2 separate regions of the Homo sapiens genome follow, and region 2 is linked to region 1. A link is a contact called in ENCODE Hi-C data. All regions are on one chromosome and are shown on one strand. Each heading gives the region's core, a stretch centred on a gene start or an enhancer-like site at or near the end of the contact. The rest is flanking DNA. Distances are from core to core; before and after follow the strand shown. Region 1 holds the start of CPMER (cytoplasmic mesoderm regulator). Region 2 overlaps PITPNB (phosphatidylinositol transfer protein beta).

Region 1 (2,700 bases), core at 70-2,569:
GTTGTGAGGAAGCCCAAGAAGCCCATGGAGAGGAATGGAGACCCACCCCCATGCCCCCAGTGGATAGCTCCTGCTGAGCTCCCAGCTAACAGCTAAAACCAATTTGCCAATCATGTGAGTGAGCTATTTTGGAGGTGGGTTCTCTGCCCCACAGTTAAGTTGTCTCAGCTGATGCCATGTGGAGCTGAGATGAGCTATCCCGCTGCACCCTGCATAAATTACAGATTATGATTGTTGTTGCTTTAAGGCACCATGTTTTGGGGTAATCTGTAATACAGCAGTAGATTACTGGAACAAGGAATAGGTAAGATAATGCACATGAAGTGCTTAGCACCGGACTAGGTGCATTAGAAGCACTTTTTACACAGGAGAAATTGAGCACAGAGACAGCGATGGTTTGGCCCAAGGTCACACAGCTACTGGACATGTTTTCCCGCTACTGCTTCTGCTTCTTCTCTGCATGGAGGTAGTGAGGATGTGACTGTTGAGTTCTGAGCTGATCCCAGGGCTGGGGGACTAGCTCCTCTCCCCGAAGACTGGCACCCATTGCTGAGAGCAGGGTTTATCAACCAGATCTGGGTATTTCCAGACAAGCTTGCTGCAAGTCACCTCCTCCCTGCCTCTTCCCTCCCAGGCCCTCAATGGCTGCCCCAGGAAGGTGGGGAAAAGTGGTTCGACTGGGCATTGGCAAGTGAAGGGCCCTGGAGGCGGGGAGGGGGCATCTCCTGGCACCAGCCCCTGCTTCCTGTCTGCCTGCAGCTCCTCTTCCCAAGCATGAGTGGCTTTGAGGGAGGATCTGGGTGACTCTTTCCTCTAGGCTTTAATAATACTGTTAATTAAGCAGCCAAGAGAAGAACACGGCTGGCGCCAGCGAGGGGACAATGGTCTGAAAAGGGAACAGAGAGACGCATCAACAGCTTCCCATGCAGGGCTTTCAAAAGAGCAGCTGTGGGGAGCAGGCGGGTGGGGGACAGAAGGGACACCGCCAGAGCCGATCGCAGTGTGGCTGGGCAGGGAGGCGCTGGGATGAGCCCATGCCAGCTGTCCAGCTGTGCTTCTCTCTGGCACCCCCTGCCTTCCCAGCTGGACGAGGGCTTCTCTGGAGCTTCTGGACAGGCTGGATGAAACAGGCAGCCAGAGGGCACCAGCTGGTCCACCCAGACCCCCCATGACACCTTATTTTGCCTCCATTTCCTCATCTACAAAATAGAAGGGTTGAACTAGTTTGCATTTCTTCTTATGTGCTGATCTCAATAGAAGGTGACTACTTGGAACGTTGACTTGAGAATTTAGAAGCCGAATCAATGCTCCACGGAGAAGCATGCTGGGATTGATTTGTGATGTCTGCCACGAATATAAGATTGGCCATTTGGGGCATGAATGCTATTCATGGATTGGATCTCCTAAGGTACATTCATTCAACCAATAAGTAGTTAAAAACCACCTACTAAGTGTAGGTCTTCTCACTCTCATCTAGTTTCCTCATTTATACAATGAGTACCTAGGGAGAAGTAGAGTCATCCCTCAGCATCCAGGGGGAATTTGTGCCAGGATACCACATGGGTATGAAAATCCACAGATGCTCAAGTCCTTTATATACAAAGGGAGTATTATCTGCATATAACCTACGCATATCCTCCCACATACTTTAAATCATTTCTAAACTAGTTATAATACCAATACAATGTAAATGCTATGTGAAGAGTTGTTATACTGTATTGTTTAGGGAATAATGACAAGGAAAAAAGTCATGTTCAGTACAGGCACAACCATCCATTTTATTTTTTCCAAATATTTTCACTCTGGTTTGTTGAGTCCATGGATGTGGAACCCACATATATGGAGGGCCAAGTGTACTTTCTTTTTCTCTGGGCTGTGATCTTTGGAGACAGAACAAATAGGAAGAAATCAGGGCCAAGAGAGAAGAGATATCAGGAGTGCTCAGAAGAAAGTGGTGGTATTTGCATATCGCCTTAAATCGGGTTGGCAAACCACAACCCCCGGGCTAATAAAGTTTGATTGGAATACGGCCACACCCACGTGTTTATGTATGGTCTGTGGTGCAGAGTTGAGTGGTAGGAGGGACAGAGAACTTATGGCTCACAAAGCCTAAAGTAGTTACTGTCTGGCTCTTTACAGGGAACCTTTGCCGACCCTGCTGTATACAATTCAAGGCATTTTCCCAGTCATCCTATCACTTGCTTTTCATGCCAACTCTCTGAGTTTAGCAGGGCAGACATTATGAAGTCCCATTTTCCGAAGAGGAAACTGCACCCCAGCCCCAGAAGGCCAGGCCTTGAACTTGAGCTTCCTATTTCTTTCCCTGGGCCCCCTTCTCCACGCTGCCTTCCATCTGACTCCAAAAGCTGCCAAGCTTTTTGATTTTGCTTCTGAAATCTCTGGCATCAGTCTCAGCCCCCAGTATCACTCACCTGATTGATGCTAACATCCTCCGGGATTTCTCCTTCTAAGCTATCTGATAGTGGCTAGAGAGGTTTTTCTTAAGCCCAAATCTAAATCAGGCCACTCCCTTGCTCAAAGCCCTCCCATAGCTCCCCCATGCTCCACTCCAAAGCCTGAGCTCTTTAGCATGATCTGTAAGGTCCCTGCTGCGCTTGGAGCCTCCCCTCTTCCCTGTGTATTCTGGAGGCATGTTGCTCCTTTGCTCCTCCCAGGAATTTCTCTCCACCCCTTCACACA
Region 2 (2,700 bases), core at 25-2,524, 150 kb before region 1:
ATCTTATTTCGCCTTTTTGTGAAATTAGATTAACCTACAATTAGTTCAGTCTTTTTAAACTCACATTTAATCTCATGTTTACTTCTTCCATTTAATATTTTCCATTTACCCCACCAGATGGGACTTCCCCACCTTTGAATGCCACTAGAGTCTTGCCGATGACCTTCTCATGGCTCCCAGTGTGTCTTGGGTCAGGGTGGTGGTTTATGTATTCCCCCTGTCTTCCTTCCCCCCACCTCCTCCATCTCCTGTTGTTCACACTGAATTTTAAACGGTAGGCTTTGTGTCTGACTTACCTTGATATGGGTCAGTGCCAAGCAGGGAGGTTTGCTCATAGTAGGGGCTTGTAAGTATTTGCTAGATTCAAGTTAACTACCTTAAACCAAATAAAAATCAAATATTGGACTTCCCATGTATTTACAGAAATATAATGTCCAATTTAGGTCTGTCCAAATGGCTACTAAAATAAATGGTTACCTAAATAAAGTTTAGGTTACCTAAATAGAGAGAATAGCTGAGTTGGGGAATGGGGTTCTGCTTGAAATTTCAGTACATAGACGTCACATATATTTCGTAATCTTGTGTTGATATTTACTGATGCACACACACTGGCAGCACTCCCAGCAGTGCATTTATTTTTAACTTTCTTGGTGAAATCTGGGTTGGAAACTTAACATCACAGAATCAGCAGCTGAAATTAAGCATTCACATTGCCTAAAATTGAAAAATGAAAATATGAAGACAGTTATGAGCCTTACAGAAACTGCTGTGTCTTTGCAAAGCGTTAACTCTGGTTCAGTGTAGCACATACCTATTCCATCTTCATCCCAACACAGTTTTAAATAGGAAAAAGTATGTGTAAACTTGACAAGTCTCATGAAACTGAAGGGACTGTATTTTTAGAAAATACATTTCCAGAATGCCTTTGGATTCTTTTTAAAAAATGTTAAATCTCTTTTACGTTTGTTTATATTTGTTTGTCACAGATTCGAGAAACTAGTTCTTGTGGATAACATGTACTGATTGCTCACTCCTCCAGTTAAACACACTGTGTTTTGTTTAGTTACATTGTGTGCCTCTAGTATACATTACTCCCCCTAAGACCTCATCCACATACCTTAGAGTAACCTAATATGTGTTGTTAAATTAAAAACATGACTCAGGCTTGGGAGTTTCATTTACAGTTAGAAACATGAAATGTAAGGAATTCAGTGAATATACAAACTATTTAAATACAATTTTGGAAACATTTCACAACTAGTGCTTACTGTATTACAGATGAAATTTAAATTACGTAGCAATGAGTCATAATTTGAGGTTCTTGTTAGCCCATGACGTTCATCTTGTAGAACTTTTGATTGTTCTCTTTGTAATCAACCATTCTTTACCTTTTTAAGTTGTCCTTTTAAATTTTCATGCTTTATGTAAAACTCAATTTATTAGCAAAATCATTTTATTTACTCGCAGATTAGCAAAGAGTTAACTGTTTTGCCTTAGAGGAGGAAAATGTTAGGTTTGGGCTGGATTGGAGTTATGTGTCAAAGATCTTAATTCAGATTTTGGTTTTATTTGCTTTGGGGTTGTTTTTTAGCCAATGAAGAAGAAAGAATCAGAAAACATTTTTTTAAAACTTTTATTTTAGGTTTGGGGGTACATGTGAAGGTTTGTTATGTAGGTAAACACATGTCACGGGGATTTGTTGTACATAGTATTTCTCACCGCCCGCCCCTCCCCTGCCCATACCCAATAGTTATCTTTTTTGTTCCTCTCCTTCCTTTCACCCTCCGCGCAACATTTGTATTTTTTTAAAGCCAGAGAGGAAGCTTTGCCTTGCCACAGGCTGTGAACCTCTTGAGAGCTAGGCAGAGACGCTGGAACTTCTTTGGGTCCTGTGGATTCTAGAACATTGCTCTGAGAGTGGGGTCCCAAATATTTGCCCCATTGAGATTTTTCACATTTTAAAGGTTACACATTTCTTCACTAGCATGTTGCTGATAACCTAGAAGAGTTGATCATTTTATTTTGCATGTATACCTTGTGATTGCTTTCAAGAAAAATTAAATATGGGATGGACTAAAGTTACGTATTAAAGATCTTAATTCAGCTTTTAACTTGATTTTGTTTAGCTTTGTTTAGATTTAATTTATTAAACATCAGAAAAAAGAAGCCAAAAGCCAGATTGTTTATAGTGAAAGAAGAATGAAGACTTGAAATAGTACCCAGATAATTTAGGGTAAAGTTGGTCTTTGTCCGAAAATACTCTGCTGAGGGCAAAAAAACTTCTTTAGAGTCAATTTGTTTTTCAGTGTATTAGGTTTTTTTAAATTTTTAAATGATAACTTTGAAAATAATTGTACACAAAAGAAAAAAATTAGTTGTAGTCTCATTTAATTACTATTATTTGGTATATTTTCTGATTCCTGTAGTTTATTTTGTTAGGAATGTTTGTACCATACATAGATACCTATTTATATTAATTCTCCTTTTTTTCTCCCACATTGTTAACTGTTATTTGAATTTTTTTCTTTTTTTTTCTTTTTTTTGAGAGTTTTTTTTTGAGTTTTGCTGTTGTTGCCCAGGCTGGAGTGCAATGGCACGAACTCAGCTCACTGCAACCTCTGCCTCCTGGGTGCAAACAATTCTCATGCCTCAGCCTTCCAAGTAACTGGGATTATAGGCACCCGCCACCATGACCAGCTA

The links. A loop is a pair of places that touch in the nucleus more often than their neighbours do. Pooled maps may share reads with other maps.
Region 2: a map of gastrocnemius medialis shows a loop between it and region 1 (2.8-fold over the local background). The contact joins the enhancer-like site here to the promoter of CPMER in region 1. A Hi-C loop is called at or near these places in 2 of 168 maps with a recorded cell type or tissue (MCF 10A and gastrocnemius medialis) and 1 of 50 pooled maps.

The regions. Positions count from the first base shown.
Region 1 is chr22:27,713,589-27,716,288 of GRCh38, reverse strand. It overlaps CPMER (cytoplasmic mesoderm regulator), which reads left to right and starts at 1,319. Exons shown (of 5, transcript NR_186699.1): 1 at 1,319-1,408.
Region 2 is chr22:27,864,790-27,867,489 of GRCh38, reverse strand. All of the region lies in intron 8 of PITPNB (phosphatidylinositol transfer protein beta), which reads left to right. Among named protein-coding and RNA genes, the nearest start is that of PITPNB, 53 kb to the left of the region's middle. Within about 2 kb of position 1,274, at least 18 of the 41 ENCODE cell types and tissues checked have a DNase peak (open chromatin) inside an H3K27ac peak, as active enhancers do; they include gastrocnemius medialis, where a contact is called at or near this core.